2 separate regions of the Homo sapiens genome follow, and region 1 is linked to region 2. Evidence: read pairs that join two places in POLR2A ChIA-PET (ENCODE). Cell type or tissue: K562. All regions are shown on one strand. Each heading gives the region's core, and the rest is flanking DNA. Links, peaks and the distances in the headings are about the cores only. Region 1 holds the start of KRT6A (keratin 6A). Region 2 holds the start of KRT79 (keratin 79).

Evidence for each region. Peaks named below come from ENCODE experiments on the same cell type or tissue, not always from the same donor. Only the 100,000 strongest peaks of a DNase experiment are listed, where the experiment ranks them.
Region 1: POLR2A ChIA-PET joins it to region 2 with 5 read pairs; 5 of 35 experiments call an interaction of 5 or more read pairs at or near these places.

Annotation. Positions count from the first base shown.
Region 1 is chr12:52,493,204-52,508,445 of GRCh38, forward strand. KRT6A (keratin 6A) reads right to left here and starts at 54. Exons shown (of 9, transcript NM_005554.4): 1 at 1-54. In K562, for the core only: no CTCF peak of the experiment used is centred there; no DNase peak of the experiment used is centred there.
Region 2 is chr12:52,827,715-52,842,956 of GRCh38, forward strand. KRT79 (keratin 79) reads right to left here and starts at 6,597. Exons shown (of 9, transcript NM_175834.3): 1 at 6,070-6,597; 2 at 3,692-3,912; 3 at 2,518-2,578; 4 at 2,309-2,404. The coding sequence starts at 6,546. KRT78 (keratin 78) reads right to left here. Exons shown (of 9, transcript NM_173352.4): 7 at 12,050-12,270; 8 at 11,739-11,773; 9 at 10,093-11,658. The coding sequence ends at 11,399. RefSeq lists an enhancer at 9,069-10,268. In K562, for the core only: no CTCF peak of the experiment used is centred there; a DNase peak (open chromatin) is centred at 8,447; H3K27me3 peaks cover 2,628 bases.

The DNA of each region.
Region 1 (15,242 bases), core at 2,853-7,852, 340 kb before region 2:
GAGAGCTGAGGAGAGTGTGAGAGGCTGGAGGAGAGAGGGAAGAGAAGCAGGACTAGGAATCAGGCTCGGGGCAGCAGCTTATATATGGAGAGCATGGGCTGGGCCCAGTCCTGGAAGGTGAGCTTGCAGGTTGGGAAGGGCTGGGCTTTACCAACAGTGAGATCACACCCAGTTTCTAGAAAGGTATGAAATATGAAGATTGCTTTTTGGCTTCCTTTAGTCATAGAGAAATTCTCCTGCCTTCCAGCCTTGACTTGATCCTAACACAATAAGCCCGGGTATACATTCACTGAAGTCATGAGTTAGTCATGTCCTCAAACAAAGGAGACAAGGAGCTGATCTGTGATAATTGTCCCCTCCTTCTTCTTCATCAGACACTCCCTGTGTGCCCCCTTCCCACACAGGTTTTCTACTCCACTTGCACCAGCCTCACCCTCTGAGTGGGATCCTTCCTGAGGGCGTATGGGCATTTGCCCGATGGCCTGAGCAAGAAGTAGCCTGTTGTGTTTTTTCCACTGCATTTGGACCAGTTCTTCTGGAGCTCCTGGCTGTCCTCCCTTGTGTCCTGGACATAGGAACGGGGTCTGCTTTGGGGATCTAACCCTCCTTTGTCAGGCAAGAGGGACAGAGGAGTTGAGTCTTTACACTGTAGGAGCAACATTTGTTCTGTGTACTGTGTGATCACCTGCCCACATGCCGTTTACCTAAAATGAAGGGAGCAGACATTGCCCAGGGTGCTCAGAGACCTGACTTCTGCCAGGAGTTTCTTTCCATATCTGCACCTCTCTCTCCAGTGCTTGCTTTCCTATTGAGCTTAGTCTCATGTAAATCTGCCTTTCCAGTTGAAATTTATAGACACCTTCTCCCTGCTGTTTTGGAGCATTTACATAGAGCTTAATTTAAACAACGGAAAATGAGTGATATAAAAATCATTAAGGAATTCACTGGATTTTTATTCCCACAGATTTTGACATTTCTTAAGAATCAAGAGTCAGACAGTTTAATTGGGTGTGTAGGGAAAGTCAAGGGGCATATGGAAGCTGTGAATCATAAAATTGTGCCCTTACAAGTGTGATGATGTAACATGTCAATTCCACATTTTAATTTCTGATCTCAGTGCTTGAAATCTCAAATCCATATACACCTTCTGGGAGGGTGGGCAGGCTGACAAAGGTGAGTGTGCTTGGTTTACAGAGGAATGAGCTTCACTTCTCCAGTCCATGCATTAAGCACTGTGCATGAGGAGAATGGAGAGCAATCCTGGGCAATATTGTTCTGTGAGAACCTATGGATAAATGAGCAACCGCAGGAGGAAGAACAAACTCCCATGCTAAGAAGAGCCTCAGGAAAGCTCTTGTTACTATTTTAAAAGCAGTCCCATTTCTCCAACATTTGGAGGGGGGGACACAGCATCCAGGAGAACAGGGTGTTCCCTGTCTAAAGGAGGTGCTAACTCAGCGTCTGGCAAGAACGAGATACCTTCTCAAGACAACGGAAGCAGCTCCCCTCCCTCCACCCTGGTTGCACAATGGTTGACCAAGAATGTGCTTCCACCCAGTTCTGGGAAAGAAGTGTTCCTTCTGGTATGTGCTCCGACCCACTCTACTCTCTTGGGATAGAGGCTTTAGGCTTGGCATGAATGATGCTAGGATGGGTAAGAAGGGTTGGCAATTCAGGTGGGAGCTATATGCATTTACCCAGTGTCCTATGTCTGTGTCAATGTCCAATGTCCACGGCTGCTTTCACACTACAAAGACAGAGCTGAGTAGTTACAACAGAGATTGTATGCCCTGCAAAGCCTAAAATAGTCACTATTTGTCCCTTTAAAGAAAACATTTGCCAACCCCTGGTTAAGAGCATGGACTTTGGAGACAGAGGGCTCAGGTTCATGACCAAGCACCTGGGTGTCCCTCTGCACTTTCTTAAACCCTTTGTGCCTTGTTTTTACACCTGTAAACTGGGAGTGAACATAGCACCGGCCTCAAAGTGCTATTGTGAGGCTTCAGTGAGATAATTAATTGAAGGTCTTAGCAAGGCATCTGGCATATAATTTCTCACCGAAGGTAAGCTAATATTATCATAGGAAAGTATGAAGACATTTTGTATGTAGAGGCCCACAAGAAGCGTCAAGAACAGGGACACAAGTGCAGGGTATGTGTGTGGGGGAGGAGGGTGGTTCAGAGACCGGTAAGAGAAATGAAACCAACATTGCAGGCTTGTGCCACATTAGTAAGGACTTAGGAAGCCATGTATAGAGGTTTGCCCTGCTCCCAGATGCCACACAGAGCCGCAGAAGGCAGAAGAGCAACAGGATCAGAAGAGCAATTTGCAAGCTTGCAGCCACTCTGCTGAGCAGCAGCATGGGGCAGACAGAGCTCCGCCCAGTGGGGGAGGCAGCATGTTGTCTGAGTGATTGGAAGGAAAGGTGGTTGGAGAGAGGATCCAACCTCTGAGTTCTTGGCAGGAGCCCAGAAGACTGCTCTCCCTCTTATGGAGTCAGGTTCCCCTGCCCATCCTCTGCTGGGTCTCAGGCTGTTCTCTGGGGTACACACACAGGGGCAGCTGCTATTAACCAGCAGTGCCAACTGCATCAGTTCCTTTTTCACTAATGAGTTCCTGTCTTTTTAAGTGTGGGGGTGAACTCATCCCTGAATAAAATATGTAATGTAATTCATTTAGTCTATCAGAGGATGGTTTAACTTCAACATCTTATTCAATCTAGGCTTGGTGTGTGCATCAGACAGCACCAGCAATATAAAGTGCCATGTTTAATTTCCTGACACCAGTGTATCTCCTTTTGCTAAATTTATATGACATTCTCTTATATATCTACTAAGAGGTTTTTTAAAAAAATTCCCATTCCCAGCTGCCAGGCATGCTCTGGGAACCAAGTCCAGTGACCCCATAGAGTGAGGTCAGCTGGGAGGACTCATGAGAGGTGATGAAGGGCTTCTAAGACAGTGGAGGGGGAGTTAGAGAGGAGGGAATCCTGCTGCTGCCGGAAGATCTATTTCTGATTCCACTTCTTCCCAGGCCCCACCACCACTAAAAGGGGAAGTTTGCACCTGGCTCATTTGCCATTGATTGTCTATGTCTTTCTTTGTCCTGGTGTGGGAGGTGCCTGTTGTTCCTGGCCTGCTTTCAGACAGCTGCCCTAGGCTGGGCCCTGTTCTTTTCTCTCCTGTGAGTCCAGCCCTCTCTGCCTCTGAGTCTACCTCTGCCAGCGACCACCTATCCCAGGAGAGGGTCATGTTCATAGGCAGGCCACCCTATCTACCCTGGATGGTTATTCTCAGGTGAAACCTCTCTGGTGACCATGGCTCATGTCCCATGGTGGTGCCCAGAGGTGTTCTGTTTCCCTAGAAGAGCCGAGTGGGGAAGGCACAACCTTCATAAGAAGATTAGAACAAAGGGTGATGGTTCAGGCAACTATGTGAGAGAAACCAAAGCACGCAGGATGAGTAAGCAGGATGACAGCCAGCCTCCTCCCCAGGGGACAGCTGAACCCAGCCTCTTCCTTCTGCCGGGAGAGCCTCCCTTCAGGTGGGAGCTGTCTCTGATTGCCTTGGAATGCAGAATGCCTTTGTTCCAGGCCCAGGGATTAACCTGCACTCTTGAGTTGTTCCCAGTGTGGAGGGAGGACAGGAGGGAGCTCCTGAAGCCTGAGCTCATGGAAAGTCTGCCTCAAAGAGGATTTGCCTAGGCGTTCTGCCTCCCAGGGTGGAGTTGGCAGATGAGAATGAGGGAGAGGCTATTGTCATCATCATCAAAAGCTTTAAGATTCAGTGCCTAATCTTGCAAGCCACAATGCAGGATGATGCTGCTCAGAGGGAATCCCAGCGAGCCAGGCCTGTCCCTAGGGAGCACCCACTGAAAGAGAAATACTGGCAGCCACACGTGTAAGCAACATAGACAGAAGCACGAAGGCTAGTGTGAGATGTGCAGCCTTCTATGGTAGACCTAGTGGTTTAGAGAGTCTTGAATCCCTCAAAATTGTTTTACTTAGTAATCATGTTGTTTATGAATACTCAGTATGCACCTAGCTCTGGAGCTTCCCTTCTGTTTCTCAATTTTCACACACACAGTCCGTTTATTTTTTTTTATTTTTTTTTTGCAGAGAACATTGACAGCATTGCCTATCTGAACATGATCCATGAGTGGCTTTCTCTACAGCTGCAGGAAGTCTCACAACTCCATTTTCCAGCGGGATGGGGCTCTATCTCAGGTCAGTTGTGGAGTCCAGAGGTCACTGGAATAACATTTTGCACAGGCCAACCTGCCCTTAAAAGTGTGGTTCCTAAATCCCCAGATGTCACTCCATGTGACTTTCCCACTGAGGATACATCAAGAACCTCTTCCTCACAGACTTGAGGGATGGAGGGAAGCATTGTAGCTGCCACTTCAACCATCAAAAGTAGATTATATGCCTGGAACGGTGGCTCACGCCTGTAATCTCAGCACTTTGGGAGGTTGAGGCAGGTGGATTACTTGAGTCTAGGAGTTTGAGAGCAGCCTGGGCAACATAGTGAGACCACATCTCTACTCTCTACAAAAAGTACAAAAATTAATGGGGGATGGTGGTGCACACCTGTAATCCCAGCTGCTTGGGAGGCTGATGTGGGAGAATTGCTTGAGCCCGGGAACCAGAGGTTGCAGTGAGCTATGACCATGCCACTGCACTCCAGCCTGGGCAACAGAGCAAAACCCTGTGTCAAAAAAAAAAAAAAAGTGGATTTTGACAAGGAGCCTGGAGTGAACTGGAAACAATCATTAGCCTACAGGATTGATGCATGTTCTGTGCTTCGAGGGGCAAATATTGAGTGTTTGCACAATTACAGAAATTACTCTGATGGCTCTCTACACATTGAGTTTGACGCATGTTCATATAAAATGTAGTTACCGAGTGACATATTTTGCATGTGTCCAATCCGTCTTGACTCACCCTGTGCATGCTGGTACTGGGTAAGTAGGTGCACTTGGATGTTTACATCACTGGAAAGCGCACAACTGGGCTGGGCACTGACGGGCATATTTGGAAGAAGGGGACAACCTTTGGCTTTCCTGATCCGTGTGGGGACACTAGTTAGAGGAGGAAGAGCAGTGTGTATCTTATGAATGAGGCATTTTGATGATGGGAGGCAAGAAGGGAGGTTGGAAGTGCAGAGAAGTGCTTTCGGAAAGATGAGAAGGCGAGAAAGGGACAGGCTGCACAACAGGACAAGGCAGGAACCCTCCTCTGTGAGCAGGAGATAGTGTGCAGGTGAAGGACCAGGCTCTCCTTCTGTCACGTGGCTGAGGTCCTTGATAAGAACAGGGTTGAAGGGAGCCCTGCCAGCCTTCCAGAGAGACCGGTAAAAACTGCAAGAAGAGTTTCCAATGGACTGGTTTCCTTTTCTCTCCACTGCCTTCCCCAGTTCCCATCTCCCTTCTTATCCCATCTCCACTTTGAACTCTGGTTTCTACTTCCTCACTGCTGCAAGGCTCCCCTCACTACACAGTCTAATTTTTTTTAAGTATACTTGGGAAAAAATATTTCAACTATCCCCCAGTGACATACCCAGGGCCTGGCTTAAATAATGTAAAAGATAGGATGAAGTGAATTCTTACAGAGGGATGTCTCACTCCATCGGCCTTCTGGTCAAACACCCTTTATTTCAGGAAAATATCTGGTTAATTCAGGAAAATATTTCAGGGAAAATATCTGATTAATTATGAGGTAATAGGTAATTCCTCCACATTTGGAATGATCTGGAGTAATTCCCACCTATAAAATTTACTTTCAAATCATTTTACTCTTAGAGTACAAATACCCTAGAAAGCAAGCCAGTCTCCTCTGAGATTTCCTGGAATTTCCTGGCTGCTTCCATCTGTTAATCTTGTATAATTTCACTTTAAGCCTAGGGGCAGGATTAGCGACAGATCATTGATATTCTGGCAGAAGTCTGTGGAACTCATGTTGCAAGTGAGGCCTCAGGGGGATCTGATAAATTTAATTTCCTTCTCTTTTTCCTCTTCCCTTCCCTCAGCTGTTTCAGGGAAATAGCCTGAATTTTTCCAGATAGGCACAGAGGAACACACAACATGGCTAGGAAAGTCTGGACCTTGTGGCAGAAACTGTAGATTGGCTAATCCATCCACAAGGAGGTTCCATTCCTAACACACGTCTTTCTTTCCTATCTCCACTATAGAAAGAGGAAAAGTGAAATCTTCTTTCTCTCTTTATTTTTATTTTATTGCATATCATTTTATTTCATTTTTTAGAGATGGAGGTCTTTCCCTGTTCCACAGCTTGGCTTGAAGTGCAGTGGCACGGTCATAGCTCACTGCAGCCTCCAACTCCTGGGCTCAAGTGATCCTCTGGCCTTAGCCTCCCAAAGTGCTAGGATTAAAGAGAAGTTCCACCATGCCCAACCACTTTCTCTTTTTAAGAAAACAGTTTTGTTTATTGAGGTAGAATTTACATACAGTGAAATGTGTAGCTCTTAAGTACAGAGTTCAATCTATTTTGAAAAATCCATGCACCTCTATAAGTCACACCCTATCAAGGTATAGAATATTCCCATTACTCCAGAAAATTCTTTTGTGCACCTTCCCTATGAATCCCACTGCACCAAGCAAATACTGTTTTGATTTTTCCACCAAAGAATCATAGGGTGTATGCATACTGCACATGTGCCATTTATATACATGCTGTATGTGTCTGGCTTTTTTCACTCAACAAAATGTTTTTGAGATTCATCCAGGTTGTTGTTCGTATCAGTATTTCATGCTTTTTTACAGCTAAGTGGTGTGCTGCTGTATGAATATACCACAGTTTGCTTACTCATTCCTACAGATGAGTTCCTGGGATAGTTCCAGTTTGGGGTTACTGTGAATAAAGCAGTTATGAACATATTTGTGAATATTTCTGTGGGCAAATGTTTTCATTTTGCTTAAATAAATACCTAGAAATTGAATTGTGACATCAAGGGTCAATGTGTATTAGCTTTCCAAATTAATTGTACAATTTTTTAAAATAGACTTTATGAACAACTTCAGGTTCATAGCAAAATTTAACAGAGACTACAAAGAATTCTCATATAAACCCCACGCCCACACACACACATGCATAGCTTTCTCATTATCCACATCCCCCACCAGAGTGGCAGATTGGTTACAATTGGTGAATCTACATTGATGTGCCATTGTTATTCAAAGGTCATAGCTTACATTAGAGTCACTTTGGTTTTGTACATTCTATGGGTCTTTTAAAAATGTGTAATAACATATATCCACTGTGGCAGTTTGCCACGGTTACCATGGGACTGAACCAAGGGGGACGAACGTAGAAATGAAAACTTAAGACAGAGAAACTGTTTTAAAGAAGGAGTCCAGGGGAGAAGAGAGCTCCATGTTTCTAGTGAGCAAAGGCAGCCCGCTGAGCTTCCACAGCCCTTCGTATTTATTGTGTAGAAAGAGCAGGGAGGAGGAGGTAATGATTGGTCAGCTGCTTAATTGATCACAGGTTCACATTACTGTTAACAGGTGTCAATTATGCCTAATCACGAGAAACACTGCCAGCGTGACTGCCCTCAGCATTCCTTCTGGGTGGCAGATGCAGTTTGTCAGTTTGCCAACAACCTGCATTCATGAGACTAGTTTGCTGTTTACTCATACAGCCTCCGGTGGTATACTGAGTTGATCACGACCCTCACTCTTTCAGCCTGCAACAACCCACCATTATAGTATCATACACAATAGTTTCACTGCCCTAAAAATCCTCCTGTTCCACTTACTCATTCCTTCTTCCCCCCTAACCATTGGCAGCCACTGGGCTTTTTATGGTCTCCATAGTTTTGCCTTTTTCAAAATGTCATGTAGTTGGAATCATACAGTATGTAGCCTTTTCAGACTGGCCTCTTTCACTTAGCAATATGCATTTAAGGCTCCTCTATGCCTGTTCATGGCTTGATAGCTCATTTCTTTTTAGTGCTGAATAATGAAATTCTATTGTATGGATGTACCACAAATTGTCTATTTATTCAGCCAATTGTCTAAGCACCCATCTTGGTTGCTTCTAAGTTTTGAAAATTAGGAATAAAGTTGCTATTAATATATATGTGCAAATTTCTATGTGGGCATTAGTTTTCCATTTCTTTGGGTAAATATGAAGGAGTAAAACTGCTGGATTGTATGGCAAAAGTATGTTTACTCTTTTTTTTTTTGAGACAGAGTCTCGCTCTGTCACCCAGGCTGGAGTGCAGTGGCGCGATCTCGGCTCACTGCAATCTCCGCCTCCTGGGTTCAAGTAATTCTCCTGCTTCAGCCTCCTGAATAGCTGGGATTACAGGCAAGCGCCACCATGCGCGGCTGATTTTTGTATTTTTAGTAGAGACAGGATTTCACCATGTTGGTCAGGCTGGTCTCAAACTCCTGCTCTCGTGTTCCGCCCACCTCTGCCTCCCAAAGTGCTGGAATTACAGGAGTGAGTCACTGTGCCCGGCCAAGTATGTTTACTTTTGTACAAAACTACCAAACCGTCTTCCAAAGTGGCTATACCATTTTGCATTCCCATCAGTAATGAATAAGTGTTCCCATTGCTGCATATTTTCACCAGCACCTGGCATTGTCAGTGTTCTGGATTTTGGCTATTCTAATAGGCATGTTGTGATACTTCATTATTGTTTTAATTTGTATTTCTCTGATGACCTATGATGTTGAAAATCTTTCATATGCTTACTTACTATTTGTATTATCTTCATTGGTGATGTGTCTGTTAAAGAATTTGGTCCATTTTATAATCAGGTCGTTTCTTACCGTTAATTTTAAGAGTTATCTAATACATTGTAGTTTGAATAAGAGTCCTTTATCAGATATGTCTTTTGCTAATATTTTCTTCCAGTCTGTGGCTTGCCTTCTCATTTTGGCAGTGTGTTTTGCAGAGCAGATTTTAATTTTAATGAGGTCCAGCTTATCAATTATTCCTTTCATGGATCATGGCTTTGGTGTTGTATCTTAAAAGTCATCACCATACCCAAGGTCATCTAGGTTTTCTCCTATGTTATCTTCTAGGAGTTTCATAGCTTTGCATTTTACATTTAGGGCTATGATCCATTTTGAGTTAATTTTGTGGAAAGTGTAAAGTTTGTGTTGAGATTCATTTGCATGTGGGGTATTCAATTATTTCAATAGCATTTGTCTTTGCTCCCTCATATTGCTGTTGTTTCTTTGTCAAGGACCAGTTAACTATATTTGTGTGGGTCTAGTTCTGGCCTTCCTATCATGTTCCATTGACCTATTTGTCAACTCGTTCACCAACACAACATGGCCTTTATTACTGTAGTTCATTGTAAGTCTTGAAGTTAAGTATTGACAGTACTCTGACTTTGTTCTTCAATATTTTGTTGGGCCATTTTAGATCTTTTGCTTCTTCATAAAACTTTAGAATCCATTTTTTGGTCTACAGAAAATAACTTGCTGAGATTTTGATTGGGATTGCATTGAATCTGTAGATCAAGTTGGGAAGAACTGACATCTTGACAATATTGAATCTTCTTATCCATGAACGTGCAATATCTCTCAATTTATTTGGTTCTTTGATGTCTTTCATCAGAGCTTGTAGTTTTCCTTATGTAGATATGTATATATTTTGTTAGATTTATACCAACTATTTCATTTTTGGAGGTGCTAATATACGTAGTATCATGTTTTTTATTTCAAATTCCTATTGTTCTTTGCTAGTACATTGGAAAGTGATTGACTTTTTATATTAGCCTTGTATCATGCAACTTTGCTATAATCACTTGTAAGTTTGGGTAGTTTTTCATTGCATCTTTTTTTCTACATAGACAGTTATGTCATGTGATCAAAGTTTTATTTGTTCCCACCCAATTTGTATAACTTTCATTTCCTTTTCTTGTCTTATTTCATTAACTAGGACTTCCAGTTATTTTGAAAAGTAGTGATGAGAGGGGAAATCCTTGCCTTGTTCCTGATCTTAGCAGGAAAGCTTCTAGTTTCTCACCATTAAGTATAATCTTAGCACAGGTTTTCTGTAAATGTTCTTTATCAAGTTGTAAAATTTCCCCTCTCCTCCAAGCTTACTAAGAGTTTGCATTATAAATGGTGTTGGATTTTGTGAAATTGTTTTTCACAATACACCTATTGATATAATCATGTGTTTTTTTTTCTACGGCCTATTGTTGTGATTGATTACATTAACTGATGTTCAAATGTTGAACCAGTCTGTCATACGTGGAATAAATGTCACTTGGTCATGGTGTATAATTCTTTTATAATTCTTTTTATGCATTGTTGGATTTGATTTGCTAATATTTTATAGGGGATTTTTACAGCTATGCTTATGAGAGATAATGCTCTACAGTTTTCTGTTCTTGCAATATCTTTGTCTTGTTTTGGTATTAAGGTGATGCTGGCTTCATAGAATGAGTCAGAAAATGTTCTCTGTGTTCCTATCTTTGGAAAGAGATTATAGAGAATTGGTACAATTTCTCCTGTCAATGTTTGGTAGAATCCACCTGTGAACCCATCCAGGCCTGGATGGGTAAATAAATAACTTTTGGAAAGTTATTTACTATTGGTTCAATTTCTTTAGTCTATTTTTTCTTGTGTGAATTTTAGCAGATCATGTCTTTCAAAAAATTGGTTCATTTAATTTAGGTTATCATATTTGAGGATGTAGAGTTGTTTATAATATTTCTTCATTACCCTTTCAATCCCCATGGAATATATAGTGATGTCGATTTATTCATTTCTGATATTAGTAACTTTGTGTCCTTTCTATTGTTTTCTTAGCCTGGCTAGAAGCTTATCAATTTTACTGGTCTTTTCAAAGAAATCATTTTTGGTTCCATTAATTTTCTCTATTAATTTCCTGCTTTTAATTTCATTTATTTCTGCTCTAATCTGTATTACTTTTTTCTTCTACTTATTTTGAATTTAATTTCCTTCTTTTTTTCTAGGTTTCTAAGGTGGAATACATGCATTCAATATAAATTTCTCTCTAAACTCTATTTTTGTTGCATCCCATAAATTTTGGTGTCATATTTTCATTTTTATTTAGTTCAAAATATTTAAAAATGTATGTTCAGATTTCTTCCTTGACCCATGTGTTATTCAGAAGTTTGTTGTTTAATCTCCATGTATTTGGGGATTTTTTTTTTTTTTTTGAGATGGTCTCACTCTGTTGCCCAGGCTGGAGTGCAGTGGCGTGATCTCGGTTCACTGCAACCTCTGCCTCCTAGGTTCAAGCAATTCTCCTGCCTCAGCCTCCTGAGTAGCTGGGATTACAGGCATGTGCCACCACGTGCAGCTAATTTTTGTGTTTTTAGTAGAGATGGGGTTTCACCATGTTGGTCAGGCTGGTCTCTCACTCCTGATCTGGTGATCTGCCCATCTCAGCCTCCCAAAGTGCTGGAATTACAGGCATGAGCCAACATGCCTGGCCGTATTTGGGGATTTTTAAACTATCTTTCTGTTATTGATTTCTAGCTTACTTCTATTGTGGTCTGAGAGCATACATTGTATGATTTATATTTTTTAAAAAATTTTAAGGTATGTTTTATGGCCACAGTGTGAATGTTCTATGTGAGCTTGAGAAGAATGTGTATTCTGCTCTTGTTTGGTGAAGTGTTCTAAAGGTGTCAATTATATTGAGGTGATTGATGGTGTTTTTGAGTTCAACTATGTCCTTACTCATTTTCTAATAAAAAATCAATATAAATATTTTCTAATATAAAATAGTGTTGAAGTCTCTGATTAGAATAGTGGATTCCTCTGTTTCTCTACCCCATTATTCCATTGGTTTTTGCCTCACATATTTTGATGCTCTGTTGTTAAGCACGTACATATTACGGATAGTTATATCTTGGAATTAAGGATTATTATTGACACCTTTATCATTAGGTAATGCCCCTCTTTCTTACTGATAATTTTCCTTGCTATGAAGTCTGTCCTGTCCCAAATTAATACAGCTACTTCAGCTTTCTTTTAATTAGCATTAGCATGGTATGTCTTTTCTCCATCCCTTTACTTTTAATCATATATGTCTTTATATTTAAAAATGGGTTTGTTTTAGACAGCATACTGTTGGGTTTTGTTTTTTGATCCATTCTAACAATCTCTATCTTTAAGCTGGTGCATTTAGACCATCACCATTTAAAGTTATTATTGATATAGTTGGATTAATATCTACCATATTTCTTACTGTTTTCTAGTTATTGCTCTTGTTTTTCGTTCCTTTTTTGTCTCCCACTCTTTTTTCATCTTTTGTGGTTTTAACTGAGCATTTTATGATTCCATTTTCTCTCCTTTTTAGTATATCGGTTATACTTTTTTTTTTTTTTTTTACTTCTTTCAGTGGTTGCCCTAGAGTTTGCAATATACATTTACAACTAATCCAAGTCTACTTTCAAATAACACTATACTGCTTCATGGGTATTGCAAGTTCTTTGAAATAACCAAGTACAGTTGACCCTTGAACAACATGGGTTTGAACTGCATGGATCCACATATATGTAGAATTCACAAGATGCAATATCCAAGTATTATGAAGGGCCAACTTTTCTTTTCATGTAGAGGATCCTACAGGGCTGACAGTGGGACTTGCGTATGCCAGGATTTTGGTATATGTGCAGGGTCTTGGAATCAATCCCTGGCATATACCAAGGGGTGACCGTATCGCTAATTCCTCCCTCGCATCCTTTGTATCAATGCTGTCATTCATTTCACTTACACATAAAGTATAAACATTGAAGACATTGTTGCTATTATTATTTTGAACGAACATTTATCTGTTAGATCTTATTTCTTCTCTAATGCTTTTCCTTTCTTTATGTAGATCCGAGTTTCTGACCTATATAATTTTCCTTCTTGGTGAAGAGCTTCTTTTAACATTTCTTGCAAGGCAGGACTACTGGCAACATATTCTCTTCATTTTTGTTTGTCTTGAGAAAGTCTTTATTTTTTCTTCATTTTTGAAGGATAATTTAGCAAGATATAGAATTCCGTGTTGCTGTTTTCTCACCCAACAGTAAATATTTTACTCCAGTCTTTTCTTGCTTGCAAGGTTTCTGTGAGGAAGTGAGATTTAATTCTTATCTTTGTTCCACTATAGATAAGTTGTTTCCCCCCCAACCATGGCTTCTTTCAGGATTTTTGTTATCTTTCATTTTCTACAGTTTGAATATAATATACACAGGTATTTTTTTATGTCTGACACTAATTTTTGGAAATTCTCAGTCATTACTTTCTCCAATATTTATTATGTTGCTTTCTCTATTTCTTGTTCTAGTATTCCTTTTACACAAGTTACATCTTTCATAGTTTCCCCCACAGTTCTTGCATATTCTGTTCTTCTTTTCTCAGTCTTTTTTTATTTTTGCTTTTCAGTTGAGAAAGAACTGAAAAAACAGTTCTATTGACATACCCTCAAGCTCAGATTCTAATGTCAGCTGTGTCTAGTCTACTAATGAGCCCACAAAAGGCGTTCGTCATTTCTGTTATAATGTTTTTTATCTCTAGCATTTATTTTTTATTATTAGAATTTCTGTCTATCTGCTTTCATTACCCATCTGTTCTTGCATGTTGTGTACCTTGTTCATTTGTGCTCTTAGCTTGTTAATCATGGTTGTTTTAAATTCCCGATCTAATAATTCCAATATCCCTGCCATATCTGAGTGTGGTTCTGGTACTTGCTCTGTCTTTTCAAACTGTTTTCTACCTTGAAGTATGCTTTGTAATTTTTTTGTTGAAAATGGATGGAAGAAACTGATAAATAAGCTTTAGTAATGTAGTGATGAGGTATGAGGTGAGGGGAGGTATTCTATAGACCTATGAGTAGAATTAGGTCTCAGTCTTTTAGTGAGCCTGCGCCCCTTGGCTGTGAACTTCACAAGTGCTTCTGAGGCTTTTTTCACCTCTTTAAGTAGGGTCAGCATAGCTGGAGGGAGCTGGGGTTGGGTATTTCCCTTTCTCCAGCTAGACCAGGCTCTGATAAAACCTCAGCAGGGCTGCCTGTGGTTAAATAGTTGTTCCTGACGGCAGACTGCCTTAAGAACAGAATGCTCTGTCTATTTCAAAATGGTTCTTTGTCTGCTCCCCCTACTGGAAGCATGAGATTCTTCTCACATTTTCTCTGTGAGGACCTGGTGGAGCCCCTGGAGTAAAACTAAGTATGCTTCTCTAAGAGTGGGCTCCCCTGGAATTCTCAACACTCAAACTTATCCACACGGAGCCTCCGGCAATTTACCAATTATGGCTCAGGGTTTTCTACCCAAATACTGGTTCCTGTGGAGATTTCTGCTCATGGGTTACTACTCTGGTAAGTTGGGATTCTCTGTAATTGCTTCTTTAACTCTCCAGTTGGAAGGCAGTGGTTTGCCCTGTAATCTTAGTTCTCTGACAGATGAAGAAGAGTTGTTGCTTTTCATTTTTTCCATTTTTTACTTTTTGTTAGAATGTAGTGATGACTTTCAACCTCCTGAAGTGCCAGACCCCAAACTAAAAGTCCCTCTAGTCTCTCTTGCTCTTTAAATCAGAGCTGAGGTTTTCTACCCTTTGTTTCCCCTCTGTGCTGATACCTGTTCCACTGAGCTCCCATTGATCACCATCAAAAGATCAACGGTCATTATCACACAGACATGCAAACATCCTTCTCATGCTTCCATCTTATTACAGATACATGAGTCTGCTGTAATTCTGAGATGAAAATGACATATGCCACCCACTAAAAGCTGAAGCTCAATCTGGGTCCAGCTGCAGAGGAGCAGTCCTCTCTTCAATTCCCAACAGTCCTGCCCATCATAACTACACTCAGGAGTTCCCATCTGACAAATAAGTTGTCCTTATCTTCCCTTGCAGTGTCCCTGAATGGTGTGTGATGTACCTTCTGATGCAGTCTGCATTTCTGCACTGCTTTTCTTTGCTCTCTTTGCCTTCTTTTGTTCTGTTGAATAAAGGAGATTGAGAATATGAACTTTCTGTTAGATTGCCTTGCTGACCATGTGCTGGTTTAGAAACATTCTCATCCCACAAACATTCCTCATCTTTGAGGAACTGCCCCTCTCCACACCGACAACTCACCATGCTCCACACCCTACTCTGTCAGTCAGTGATTCTGGAGGACACTCTGGGTGGACGATCACCAATGTTGTATAAGCCCCAAAAGCTGTTAGGACAAGTTCCCGGTGTGCCAGGCAAAGTCTGTTCTCTTTCCCCAGCTGAAAAGCTCCAGGACAGCAGGC
Region 2 (15,242 bases), core at 5,506-10,505:
TTTGGGCTGATCCCTACAGAAGATCCAGGAAAGGCCAATCGCTCAGCTGCTTTGTCATTTGCCTCTTTTCCATCAAGAACAAACTGGTCATCAAAGTGGAAAGCACAAGAAATATGCTTGAGAGGAAATGGGAACCCAAGACAGGGTAGATGAGAGACCTTGGCCTTGTTGGAGATCACAGGGATCCAGGCTAGAAAAGCATACACTCAGAGGCTCCAGGGACTGCCAAGGGAAGGAACGCCCTGGTCATCCTTGAGAGATATGGAGAGGAGGAGACCCCAAAACCCCAAACGCAGCAAATGGCCTGATTTTCAAATGGGAGAGATTTGGAATTTTTCAAATAAGGCTGACATCAACCTCCTCCAGACCCATAGAATGAATTCCTAAATGTGTGTGAGAGGCATGAAGCCATCATGGGTTCCCTAAGGAAAAGTGGAACCAAGTGGATTTCATTTTCCTTCATGATTATAATATTAAACTGCTAAAGGCCTGCCATAGACAATGTCTGACCAAGCCTTCCATAGCATTCTTGAAAGAAGACAGAAAAATGTGATCCTGGTAACAGTACTGTTAAGGGGATTTTAAAGTAGCTGAGGCTCTTTAACCACAAATTATTGGTTAACAGACTAACAGTCCCTTGGAAAATCACCACTGAAGACCCACAGGACTTTGTTTTAGGCCCTGATTGCCTTAACATGTGTATCAATGATTTACACTGAGATGCTATCAAATACCTAGACTGAAAGTTTATCCCACCTGCAGATAACACAAAGCTATGCATCACTAATACACTGGATAAAAGAATCAAGTTACTAAGAGCCCACATAGCTTAAAATGTTGGGATGACACCACAGTGGCATTTCATAGGAAAGAAAGGGAATGGTTAACTGTTCCACTCAATTGCAAAATTCAGCTACCCACATACAGGAAGTTGGAGGAGAGTAGATACATGTCTCATTTGAAAGCATTTATGTGAAAAAGTCCAGAAGGGGTTCTAAGAAAGCCAACGTTGTGAAACAACTTCTAAAACAACACATAAACTAGTGCACTATTAGGCTGCATCAATAGAAGTTTGTATCTGGAACCTCCCTCCCCACCCCTCCATCTTCTGAATACTTCACTAAAAGCCCTGTTTCCTGAACGTCCTCACATGCCACAGATTTTTATCCTGTCATCATCATGACTTCTAAAGGGCTATCATGTGAAAGGCATAAGTCACAAGAAGACAATTGGGCAAAGTCAAGGGCAGAAGTCATGAGAAGGAGATTCAAGTCAGTGCTCTAATGAAGTTGTTCAACAATGGTAATGCCTGCCCTAAAAAGTAGTGAGCTCACTGCCACAGGAAGTATTTGAGTAGAGGTTACATATGATAGGGTTATGTCAGGGATATCATAGAAATTGTTCTTGCACTGGATGGAAGGTTGGTCTTGAGGTCCCTGCGGACCCTAAGAGTCTGTGATTCTGCGGTCAATTCATGTTAAGTTCAACCCTCTCACTCTAGTCTCCAAAGCCCTCTTGTCTCCTGGAACCCCTCCTGGATTCTTTAATCTACCCACGCCTCACCTTCTACTCCAATCTGGAATCCCAGTCCCTCCTCTCTGCCCATTCCTGCTCCCTCATCCCTTGCTCCATTACAAACCGGGCAGGAAGAGGGCAATATAACAGTGGTAAGAGTCAGACTTCGGAGTTCAAGAGCCAGATTTGAATTCTAGCATGCTTCTTCCTAGCTATGTGACCACGAGCAACTCTGAGCCCCAGGGTCCTTGACTATAAAATTGAGACAATAATAGTTCTTGCATTCTGGGGTTATTGAGAAGATTATGTTAAAAGTTTGCCCCCGTGCCTGGCCCATCAAAAGCACTTAATAAGTTGAAGCTAGTATTAATTAAAGTGTCAAGGTTTTAGGCTGGGTGCGGTGGCTCACGCCTGTAATCCCAGCACTTTGGGAGGCCAAGGCGGGTGGATCACCTGAGGTCAGGAGTTCAAGACCAGCCTGGCCAACATGGCAAAACTCCATCTCTACTAAAAATACAAAAATTAGCTGGGCATGGTGGCAGGCACCTGTAGTCCCAGCTACTCCAGTGGCTAAAGCAGGAGAATCGCTTTGCAGAGGTTGCAGTGAGCCAAGACTGTGCCACTACACTCCAGCCTGGGTAACACAGCGAAACTCCGTCTCAAAAAAAAAAGTGTTAAGGTTTCATCTTCCACCAATGAGGTTGCACTGGTGAATTCAGGTCAGACCTCCATGGAAAACGCCCAGTGCTGTTTATAGTGTATGCAAACTCTCCCTGCCCATTGGCCACCTCACCATTTCATAGAGTTGCTGCAGGAAGTCAATCTCCTGGGTCAAGGTGCCCACTTTGCCATGCAGATCCATCCGGCCCATGTATGCTGCATCCACATCCTGGGGACGAGAGAGCAAGACAGATCCTCAGGCCCCAGGGATGTCCCCTCTCCCCGAATCAGCCCAGTACCCTGGCAGCCAAAGGACCACCTCCCCCACTCCACTCGGCTCACCTTCTTGAGCACCACAAACTCGTTCTCTGCAGCAGTGTGCTTGTTGATTTCATCCTCGTACCTGTTACACATGGGAGACTCAGGCCAGGCTCAGCCTGGCTCTGCCTTTCAGGCATGGGACCCACTCAGCCTTACAGAAGCCCTGATGGGTCCCTCACTGATCAAGAACACCTCTGGGGAGCAGTTCTTTAATGTAGCCAACCAGTGAAGAAACATGGGGTCTGCCTTGATTTAAACATTCTCTCTCCCCACCCCATTTTAGGGAAAGAGGCACAGAATTTGTGCAATAATATGGCAATCAAGAGCTGCCATCTCTTTGGATCCAAGCCCTTAGGAGGCTTTAGAGGGACAAGTGAAGATGTGTCAACAGTGGCTGACCTTTACCATCACTTTCAACAACACAGTGTCATTCAAACCAGCTAACTCCTCCCCAACCACTTTTGATGAGATTTTAAGGTTTAGAAATTGCCATGGTCAATTTATGGGAAAAGTCATTTTTAAATGTGCGTGTTTAAAAGTTATAAATACGCATATCAACCAATTATAATATATAAACCTTTGGAGCTTGAGTCAAATAAGCTGTATTTTTTAAATTTATGACATGTATGGGGTCACTGGAAATTCAAAACTGGCTGGATATTTAATGATATTGAGGAATTATTGTTTTAAAATTTTTTAGGTGTGATTATGCCACTGTATGTTTTACTGAGTCATAGATGAACTACATTCACATGCAGATATATGAATATAACTTGTAAAATATTAGTGAATGAAATGACAAGATGTCTGGGATTTGCTTCAAGACTACAAGGGAATCAGAACACGTAGAAAAAGGCAAAGGTAAAAAAAAAAGACTACACGGGAAGAAGGGAAGTGGGGAGGTGTAAAAAATGCAACAAGATTGGTTATGAGTTGATAATGATTAAAGCTGGGTGACAGGAACATGGGGTTCATTATACTATTCCCCCTACTTTAAAAACTTTTTTAAATTACAAACAAACCTGCCAATTCTCCAGGTGGCAGCAGGTGCTGGACCTGAGCACCTGAGGGAGCCAGCTCTGTCTGTGCATCCCCCAGGTGGGCCTGGGACCCTGGGAATGGGGTGGCCCTCTTGGCAGGTTTCCCACTGCCCCTCCTCACTCCCACATGGCCCCGCCTGGCCTGCTCTCCTCACTTGTTCTTGAAGTCCTCCACAAGGTCCTGCACGTTCCTGAGCTCTGAGTCCAGCCTCCCCCGCTCGCTCTGAAGTCTGTCCAGCGTGCTCCGCATGCTACCCAGGTAGGCCTCAAAGAGGGGCTCCAGGTTGTTCCTGGTGACACCCAAGTTCTGGCCCTGCTCCTGCAGCAGTGCCCACTTGGTCTCCAGCACCTTATTCTGTTGCTCCAGGAACCGCACCTGAGCCAGAGCAGAAAGGGTGGGCTGATGTCACCCTCCGGTCACCAGAGGAGCCAAGGATGGGGTCCATTGCCACCTCCCCTCCAAGGCCAGGGCAACATAGGGACGCTGCAGCCGCACCTACACTTTGCTGTGGGGAGGCACTCCTTAGGGGAATAGACTGCTGGAAACGACCGTCCAATCTGATGGAAAGAACTCTACCAAGTTAATAAGCACAAAAGCCCAGCTCAGTAGCAGTACCAATTTACTAGTTGGTAACCTTGGTCGAATCATTTCTCTCTGAGTCTCCCTCTCTCACTTGTCCTGCATAAACTGGACTAGATCTATGTTTCTGACCCCTAATTCTGCATTAAAATCATCTGTTTAAAATGTAAATCAACTGTTTAAAATCACACACTTTGGGAGCCTGAAGCTGGAGGAGTGCTTGAGCTCAGGAGTTCAAGACCAGCCTAGGCAACATAGCAAGACTGTCTCCACTAAAAATCAAGACAATTAGCCAGGTGTAGTGGCATGCACCAGTAGTCCCAGCTACTCAGGAGGCTGAAGTGGGAGGATCACTTGAGCCCAAGAGATGGAGGCTGCAGTGAGCTATGACTGTACCACTGCACTCCAGTCTGGGAAACAGAGCAAGACCCTGTCTCAAAAAATAATAATAATAAATTAAGAAAATTGGTGAACTGGGTGAAAGAGTATACAGGAGTATGTTGTACTATTCTTGCAACTTTTCTGTAAATTCAACATTTTTTCCCAAAAAAAACTTTTTTTAAAGTACCAATGTCTGAGCCCTTCCTCTATAGACTCAGAAGGAGGCTTACGGTGTGGGTTTAACAGGACCCCCGAGAGTTCTTGGCCCAGCTGGGGTTCCAAGACAATCTCTCAGACCTCCAGCTCCCAAGCTGTGATTCTGCAATCCTGAGAAAGGTTTTGGCTTGTTTGGCCTCTGGGACAGTCCCACAGGAAAACCAAAAGTCACTAGGGGAGAGGGTGAGGAGGCAGGCAAGACGGCTTGCTTCATATTCTGTCATCCAATATCTCCAGGTCCCATCTCCACACTACCTGGGCCTCAGTCACATGCCCTGGGAGCATCATGCAGCAGGTGTGCCTATTGTGAGCAGTAACAACTCTTAGTGCCAAGAACCACAGAGTCCAGGGGCCTGGGTCCCAGTCCCGCCTCTGCCTCCAACTCCTTGTATCATCCTGGGCAAATCACTTGAGCTCTCTAGACCTCAATTTTCTCATCTCAAAAATGGGCACAATATCACCATTTCTGAGTCTTCATAGAAGCACTGTGGGTACCTCAGGAGAAAAGGGATGTGCATGTTCTTCGGAAACACACAAATCACTGAACCAAGGTACATTTGTCTGCCAGACCTTCCCCATCATGACCCGCTGCCTTGGCTCAGGATCGAGGTGGACAATGCCAGCGAAACAGACCAGGAAATCCCAGCACAAGTGTTGCTCCCATCCATCTGGAGGCAAGGGCAAGGTTCAGGGCATGCCTATGGGCAACAGGTCAAATTCCACATTCCCAGAGCTTGGTGACCTGGTGACCACCCTCCTCATTGTCCACCCCAAATTGAGCTTCTTCACTCAGAGTGTAAAAAAAGGAGAAGCGGAAGGGAGCCTACCCCTAGGACCCCACCCACACACAACTGTGTTTTGATCACATCTTGCCCTTAAGCCTCCTCCAAGCCTGAAAGAATGGAACAAACAGGGCTCCATGCTCTTAGCCTTGAACAACTCTTTCAACTCCTGAGCATTGTTTCCCCAGCTGTAAAATGACAAAAGGCAATGCAGGCCACCCCACTAAGAGGAGCTATGAGGACAATCCATTTTTTGATGATGAGGTAAGGCTACTGTGCAATCAATCGTATTAATCATGGTGGTAGGACAGGCTTCAACACGGGCAAGGTGGACTTGGCAAACCGGACTCATGAGTAGACTGGAGACTCCCCCCGCACAGGCACGGTGAAGACCTGAAGGCCGCCTCCAGCCACCCACGTCTCGGCATCCCAGGCTCAGACCGGGAGAGCTCCAGAGCTCTATCAACCACCACCCTAGTACAAGTGGGCTACAGCAGCCCTGGCCCAGCCCACCCTCTATTAGAGGTCCCGCTTCTTCCCCAAGAGCTCCCTTCCTCCTTCCTGCTTGGCCCACCTTGTCGATGAAGGAGGCGAACTTGTTGTTGAGGGTCTTGATCTGCTCCCGCTCCTGAGTGCGCACTCGCTGGATCTCGGGGTCAATCTCCACATGGAGGGGGGTCAGCAGGCTCTGGTTGACAGTGACCTCCTGGATCCCCCCAGGAGGACAAGCAGGCCCAAACGTCTGCCTGCCAGCCCCCTGTCCCATAAATGCCCTGCTGCCAAAGCCAAAGCCCCCCAGAGCCCGCCCCAACAAGGCCCCTCCGGCCACACTGACAGAGATACTCTTGTGGCCCCCCAAGTTATAGAGGCTTCGGCTGCCAAAGCCACCTGTGCCGGGGCCACAGTGGGCCCCGCCACCACTGCCACTGCTCCGAGACACCGTCACTGAGCTGAAGCTGGTGCGGGCCTGGGACCCACTCCCTCCGCTGGCAGAGTTGGAGCTGAAGCCCCCTTTTGTGGAGTATGTTTGCCGAGAGACGGAGGACCTCATAGCTGCAGAGGGGCCGGAGGGCAGGATGAGAGGGCAGGAAGGGAGTGCCGTGAGCTGCTGGGCCACTGTGGGCTTTTTATCTTTTCCCAACTGGGCCGGCTCCCCAGCTCCACAGACACTCCTGCCCCATCGCCCCAAGGGGAGAGGGAGGGGTCCTTAGGGCCACGGGGAGTGCCCTCTCCCCAAGCAGGAGGGAGGGGCCCTCCCGGTTATCACCTGTGCTCCAGAGCTGGGGCTGAGCCGAGACTGTCTGGGGCAGGATGCCACCTTCTCCCCCTGCCCCCAGGCTCTCCTCGGTTGGCACAGGATGATACGGGCTCCCATGGCCACCCCCACCACCCAGTGGCTGGCTTGCTGTCCTCCCACCCAGCCCCAGAGGCCACTGTCAATAGGGCTCTGTTCTACGGGGTTTGTCCCAGGCCCCTGTTGTAAGCCAAGGCTGCAGGGCCTGGGGCTGTACAGGTGGTAGGAGAAGGAGCATTGGGCAATGGGCTGCCAGAGAGAGCATCCAGGCCTGCTCCCATCCCACCCCCAGCCAACGGCCCACCACTCCTCCCAGGTCCAGGGTGTGTGACACAGGTGACAGGGCGAGAGTGGGGATAGCCTGTGCCTCTGCCGTACAGTGGCAGAGCCTTCTGGGAAGTGAGCCTATGCTGGCAAAGTGAATTCAAGGACAGAAAGAGGATCCCTGCCCAATCGTGGGGCCCAGGCCCTTGATCAGGAGGTAGAAAAGGCCTGGGGTCCTCAGGCAGGGCCCAGAAGCCTGGGAGCAAAGGACATTCTTATGGAGGCTGAAGAGAGGGCAGGGGATTTAACCAATACCTGAGATCCCTGAGCCTCTACCCCACAGCAGAGTCCCCACAGAAAGGTTCAGCCACTTTGGAGGGAGCTGGAGGTGGGTCAAGGACACAGACCACCCTGGGTGGAGACAGGCACAGCTCCAAAAAGCAGGTGTTCCAAAAAAGCCCCAGGAGGCCCACGCAGCAGCCCCGTCACTCCCATCTTCCCCTGCCCCACATGCAGGAGCCCATGTTTCTGATTCAGAGGGGCCAGGGGAGCTCCTTAAATCACCTCATATGGTCCCCGCCGCCCACTTCCTATTCACCTCAGTCTGCTGGGACCAAACACAGCCCCAAGCAAAGACAGAGACGTCAACTGTCAGGGCCGAGGGGTGACTGAGGAGGTGACTTTAGACACTGGCCCTCCCCACCCCCTTCTCTCAGCAAGAAGATGGGCTCAAAGTGAACAGAGACTTGCCTGAAAAAAAGGAGCGAGGACAGCATCGCTGTGCTCCCCACCCCCATCAGATGAGCAGGACAACCAGCCAGGCTGTGTCCCCAGGATCCCAACAGAGAGGACATGGGACTGCCACGGAGAAGGCTTGGCCTCCCTCCCATGTTCCCCACAGCCCAGCAAGTGAAGAGACAGCCTGCTCCAGGACCAGAGGGAGCTGTGGGATCTTCTCCTAGGGCCCCTGGGAGGCTGTAAGTGGCTCCCCGTTGCTTGAAGAGGTTGAACCCAGCTCCCACAAGGAATGGGAGTGAGAGCACTTGCAGAACTAGTCCCTTAATAGCCAAGAGGAGATTTTGGAGTTAGGACACTGGGCATTTCAGGGAGCCAAGCCGAGACGTCTCCCACACTGAGCTGTGTGTCCTGGGGCAACTCGCAACTTCTCTGAGCCCCATTTTCTCTGCCTATAAGCAGGGCCCTCCGTGGAAGACCTTTCGAAAAGTGATCCCTGGATGAAGCCGCCCCTTCCCACTGACCTTCGTCTCCTTTCCCCAGGCTGAGATCACTTTCTCAGCCTCCCTTATCTCTCCCTGGGTGGCGTGGGAGGAGGAAACAGTCATGAGTGGGCCCTAGCCTCCAGGATGTGGCTGTGGGCCCCCTGGGCAAGGAAGTGTTGTCAGCCCTCTGAGTCACAGGGCAGCCAGGCTGGTGGGAGTGAGAGGCAGTCGATAAACACAAGTCTCACCTCACCCCAGACACGACACTCACGCCAGTCCCTTGCACACATTTACCAAGCACGCTCTCTGGGCCACGCTTTGTGCTGGGAGCTGGTGACAGGCACACAGGGACCAGGGCACACTCTCATGGAGCTCCCGGCTTGCTGCTTGGAGACAGCCTCCCTCCCACCCAGGTTCACAGCCCAGGCCCAGACAGAAGCCTGGGAGGGCACTTTGCCTCCACCAGCCCCTACTCTCCACTCTACCTTCAGACAGGACATGCACGCTCAGACCTTCTTTCTGCAGCCCAGGGAGGAGCAGTTTCCTCCCCTCCTGCCCTCCACAGAGAGGAAGAGCTGCTGCACACTGCTATACTGATTACTGAGGGGCTCCATCTCTGGAGACTGTCACCTGCCCAGAGTCCCTCCCTGATGGCAGGACACAAAAGCAGAGGGGACTGAAGGTTGCTGCCACCAAAGGGAGGGGGCAAGAGAGTGGATACTGCCAACCTAGCACCTACCATGGGTCAGGCCGGGTGCCGAGCAATAGGAAAGTTACAGGGACAAAGGAGCCCCAAGAGGGTAGGGCTTTCTGAGCTAATTATCATCATTATTACAGTCAACACTTACTGAGCACGTACTATGCAGCAGAGTGGCCTGGATGCCTTCCCTGCAATGGCATGTTGAGTCTCCGCACTGGGTGATGCTCCATCTGCCTCCCTCCCGCTCCATTCTCCACCTTCCTCTGACCCTTGTGGGCTGCTCCCTGGCACTCTGGCTTCCAGTTGAGTTGACCAAAGGGAGACACCAGCAGGAGATCAGAGGGAGGAGACAGGTCAGATGTTTCTTCCCAGCTCCCTCCCTGCTTCCAACCACTTCAGACCACTGTCTGGGGACATGGCTACATCTCCCCATGATTACAGCTTCTGCCACCTCACTGCTTCTCTTGATCTTCAGCTCTACATAAGGCGACCAGCCCATCCTGATTTTCTCAGGACTGCCCAGCTTTAGCACTGCAAGTCCTCTCAGTCTTGGACACACTGAGAGGGTGGACCTCACTCTAGGTGTGGTAACGGCTTCTCGCCATTGCTGGTCCCTGGCCTCTCCATCCCTGTTCCCTCAGCCCTAACCACACCTCTGCAAGTAATCCTTTCCTTAAAGTCAATTTAGCCCTCTCAGGTCCTCACTTCCAAGAAGACAAAGAAAAGAAGGAACAACAATCACGCCCACGACCACGTGCAGCCTATTCACTACACAAACCCCACCTGACACGTGCCCGAGGGCAAGGCCATTAAGGAGGTCTTAGTCTGAAAAACGTGGTAGAGTCCACCGCCATCAGGAACATTTCCAAAGCGAGTGTCTTGGATGTCTGGGTGCTTCCCAGGCTGTATGTGAAACTGCATTACCATGTGAGGTGAGTCACTCATAGCAGGCCAGGCAGGAAGCAGCCTTGTGAAGCCCAGAAGGACCCAACACCCATATCCCTAGTCAGAACAGCTGGTGCTGCCCACAATCTCCGCCAAAGCCCATGTAAGGGGCCGAATCCCTCAGCACTAAAGAAAAGACTATCCTCTGGGGAAAAAAGAAAACGGAAATTATACTTTTTCAAAAAGTCAATTTAATTGAACTACCTTGGATGAATTTAGTTTCCTTCTGGGATCCTAGTGGCACTGTCGCCACACAGCCCTGTGAGGTACATATTATTATTAATCTCTTTTTACAGATGAGGTAACTGAAGAGGTCAAGCTGCTTGATCAAGGTCACACCACTAGGAAACAGCAGAGCTGGGATTCAAGCCACATCCTCACCGGCTCTGGTCTCCTTCACACAAAGCTGAAAAGCCTTCTTGCATAATTTGGATGGAGCGATTCATGAATCTGAGGAAAGGTCTGCCCTCCCTCTAAAGCAAGGAGAGGCGTAGTGTGACCTCCTGCAGCCCAGACTATGGAGTTTGGGGTTGAGCCAGGTCCCCCACCTGGGTCTGGAAAGCGAGAATGGGGAAAGAGCAACTGCAGGCACCCATGAGGCTGCTGGGGGTGTGTAGAAAAGGTGATCCTTCCAGCCCCTCCTGGCACCCCACCTGATTCCCACACTCCTGGCTTCCTGCAGAGCTTCCTGAAGGAGAGGAAGGAGGAGAAGTTTCCAGCCTCATGTTCACACTTGCCCAAGGATAAGATGAGAGCCAACAGATAAGGGGGTAGGGGCAGAGTTTGAACCCCAATCTCCATCAGAGCCCCCAGGCACAAGCTGAGCACATCCTCATCCTGGATGCAGGAGTGCCAGGCTAATAGAGAAGCTGAGTCCCTTACCAGAGCCAGACAGACATAGCACCCAGGACAGCAACAGGTGCAGCCAGACTGCCAGGGACAGGAAGGGCCCAGTAGTTTAGACATGGGAATTAGAGAAGGTTCCTAAAAGGAGAAAATTTTGGTGCACAGTCAGGAAGAAGGAGGAACAAGAAGGAAGGGGGCTGCCCCAGTCAGGACTAGAACCTCTTAAAACAGGCAGTTGATGAGGAAGTGAGCTACAAGCACAGCTAAAACATCAGTGGAGTTGTGGGAGATGGAGGGCACCCCAAGGAACACACTGGAGAGCTTGAAGGATCCCTTGATAGAGTGGCTGGGATGTGGAGTGAGATACCAATAGAACACGTCTGGACACAGATATGCCACAATTGCCTTCCGAGGAGAGGAAGCTGGGGAGCCACACAGCTTTTGTTTTGCTGGGTGAGGTGTGCAAGCACTTAGAGCATTCAGAACAGCAGGAGGGGAGACTTTATTGATTTTTGCAGCATCCGCTGTGGGCTGGCTTGGGCTGTGGGCAGCGGACACGGAGTTGGCCTTGCAGAGCCGGCTGATGGGGGGAGTGGGCCAAATGTGTTCAGGAAGGAGGTGGCTGCTGGGTCGCTCAGTAGGTGATGGATGTCTTCAGACTCGACTCAACTGTCTTCTTCAGGATGGTGTGGCAGCTGGAGCCAGCGCTGGAGCCAGACACAGAGCAGGAATCCAAAACAGGGTCCTTCCCAGAGCCCAGAATGATGTTGGAGCCTCCAGTCACAATGCTGGTGCAGCAGGACCCAGGGCTGCCTTTCCCACTACCGAGTCCACAAGTGCTCCCCAAGCCTCCACCAACTCCTCCAGACATGACAGCGCTGCCTCCCACCGAGGCTGCCAAGAAACGCACCGGGTCAGAGCAGGGTCATCAGCTCCCCATGGGGATCCCATCCCTAAAGTCCCCTGATACTCACAGATAGTGACCTGGCTGGTGCACTCCCCAGACATCCTAGGGGGAAAAGGACAAGAGGGGGATGCGCTAAGGAATACTACAAAGAATGCATCCCCACGAGCTTTTAAGCCCCTCAAAGCAGGTCACCCACCCTCTCAGCAGATAAAATCCACAGTCTCCAACTTAAAATCCCTCTCTGCAGCGTCGGTTGCCCTTAGCAACTCACAATGTCAGGAAATCTCTCAGAATCCTCTTTAGCAAGCAGCTCACTGTGTTGGCATCCCATCCTCCTCCCCAAACTCATATTCCCAGGTCCCTCCAAGCCTCCCTCACCTGCACTCCTCGCCCTCCAGCAGCCTGCGGTAAGTGGCAATCTCCACATCCAGGGAAAGCTTCGTGCTCGTCAGCTCCTGGTACTCGCACAGCAGCCGGGCCAGGTTCTGCTTGGCCATCCTCAGAGCAGCCTCCAGCTCGTCCACCTTGGCCTGAGCGTCCTTGAGGGCCAGCTCCCCACGCTGCTCAGCATCAGTGATGGCGGCCTGCAGGCTGGCGTTCTGGAAGCGGGGTAGAAATGAGCGAGAAGGTGGTTGTAAGTCCAACATAGCCTCTCAAAGCACCCACTGTGGATATCACTTGAAGGCTGGGGCGGATCATAATCTTATGAGCTCAAAATTATCCATGGCCGTCTGTACCAACACCACCCCTGCAACAGGCTCCTCTCATTCTAAGGGAAGGTATTGCTTCCCTCACTTCCTTACCTCCTGCAGTAGGTTGAAGAGTATCCCCCAAAACTTTCATGTCCACCCAGAACCCCAGAATGTGATCTTATTGGAAGTAGGGTCTTTACAGATATAATTAATTAAGGATCTCATGATCATATCGTACCATATTTAGGGTGAGCCCTAAATCCAATGACTGGTGTCCTTATGAATAGAAGAGAGAACACAGAGACAGACACAGAGAGAAGAGCTCATCAGAAGAGAGAGGCAGGGCTGGGCATGGTGGCTCACGCCTGTAATCCTAGCACTTTAGGAGGCTGAGGCAGGTGAATTACAAGGTGAGGAGTTCGAGACAATCCTGGCTAACACGGTAAAACCCCATCTCTACTAAAAATAAAAATAAAAAAATTAGCTGACCATAGTGGCACGCACCTGTAGTCCCAGCTACTCGGGAGGCTGAGGCAGGAGAATTGCTTGAACCCGGGAGGTGGAGGTTGCAGTGAGCCAAGATCATGCCACTGCACTCCAGCCTGGCAACAGAGCAAGACTCCATCTCAAAAAATAGAAAGAAGAAGAGAGAGGCAGAGATGGGAATGATGCAGCAATAAGACGAAAAATGCCAAGGAGCTCCTGAAGCCTGCAGAAGCTAGCAAGACCCAGGGAGGACTCTCGCTGCACCTTCAGAGGGAGCACGGCCCCGCCAACACCTTGACTTCAGACTTCAAGGCTCCAGGACTGGGAGAGATTACATTTCTGTTGTTTTAAGCCACCCGATTTGTGGTGATTTGTCATGACAGGCCTAGGACACTAGTACAACTCCTGTGCCACCTCCCCAAGTGCTCTTTCCCTATTTCTTCCCACCCCCAGCCCTCGGCACCTCTCCCAGGGTGCTTAAAGCTCTTCCTGTACCATGGATCACTATCTGCAAGGCTCCCCCTGAGGGTCACAATGGTTCTCATTTTTTTCAGACAGTCCCATTTCAAATACTTTGTCCTGTTGTCAGAGTACATCAAAACATATGCCTCAATTTGGGACTTGAAAAATATAATCTCTACCGGGCGCGGTGGCTCACGCCTGTAATTCCAGCACTTTGGGAGGCTGAGGTGGGCAGATCACTAGGTCAGGAGATAGAGACCATCCTGGCTAATACGGCGAAACCCTGTCTCTACTAAAAATAAAAAAAAAAAATTAGCCGGGCATGGTGGCACACACCTGTAGTCCCAGCTACTCAGGAGGCTGAGGTAGGAGAATCGCTTGAACCCGGGAGGCGGAGGTTGCAGTGAGCCGAGATCGCGCCACTGCATTCCAGCCTGGGTGACAGAGTGAGACTCCTTCTCAAAAAAAAAAAAAAAGAAAATATAATCCTTTTACTTACAATAGAAAGCTAGAGGAAGGATGAGATCCCTGTCTTTATCAGCCTTACAGTTGATTTGCCCTCACATCTGACTCAGGAAAGAAGGAATTGTCTAAAGGCTGTTATTATCGATTCCCACTCTGTGGATAGAAACATAATCTCTACTCTATAGATGAAGAAACTGAGGCTCAGAAAGAAGAGTGGCAGAACTGGGATCCTAACCCACGTGGGCCTGCACAGGGGAGCCCAGTTCATCATGTTTGTGCAGGAAAAGGAGCAGGGGACAGTGCTATATCTCCAGGAGGGATTCTCCTGGGAAAGGCACATTGCTGTGTGAGGAGCTGTGATTCCCAGACCCAGGTACCCAGTACACATACACACTCCTGCGTGCTGCCACTGGACTCTCAAGACCACATGCTTCAGAACCAGCTGGGCAACCTCATTTAAAAAGCAGGTTTCTGGGCCCCATCCTTAGAGATTCTGACTCCTCAGCTCTGCCAGGAGGCCAGGAATCTGGATCTTAATAGCCACCCCAGAGGACTCCAAAGCAAGGGGTCCAAATTTGTTGGTGAAACATAGTGGCAGCAAATTGAGTAAGAGGATTCATCACATTCATCTCAAGCCCTGCTTCTCATTGCAAACAAGAACCAGGAGGATGGTTCTGGATACTCCAAGAACCCTCCCCAGAGGGCTCTGCTTGGGAGTCAAGGGACCACATGTGACTTTTGAATCAAGCTGTAGTGCTTGAGGAAATGGCCTGACTCTGTGGTCTCTGCTCTCCATCCTCCATTGACACCCAAATTGATATTTTGGGTTTAGGAAATATGAGTGCAAGAATACTTAACAATTTGAGAATTCATAACACTTCACATCTAGAAGTGAGGTCTCTACACCGCAGGAGGAGCAGGAAACGGCCTCCCTCCCCTTGCCAATCTCTTCCTCTATTTCTGACCCTTGTAATGCATCTACCTAAGGAGAAGTTAGCCCCACCCTGCCGCCCACCTCACCTACTCTCTGAGGCCCTGGCTCCCAACTTCCCCCACAGGGCACCAGGACCTTCAGTGTTTGACCTTAAAGTCCCTGCTGGGCTTGAGAAGTAAGAGTCAAAAGAAGAGATAAGAAAAGAGATGTGGGCTGAGCATGGTGGCTCACACCTGTAATCCCAGCACTTTGGGAGGCTGAAGCTGGTGGATCACCTGATGTCAGGAGTTCGAGACCAGCTTGGCCAACATGGTGAAACCCTGTCTCTACTAAAAATACAAAAATTAGCCGGGTGTGGTGGCAGGCACCTGTAATCTCAGCTACTCGGGAGGCTGAGGCAGAATTGCTGGAACCTGGGAGGTGGAGGTTGCATTAAGCCGAGATCACGCCATTGCACTCCAGTCCGGGCTGACAACAGTGAAACTCCATGAAAGAAAGAAAGGAAAGAAAGAAAGAGAGAGAGAGAGAGAGA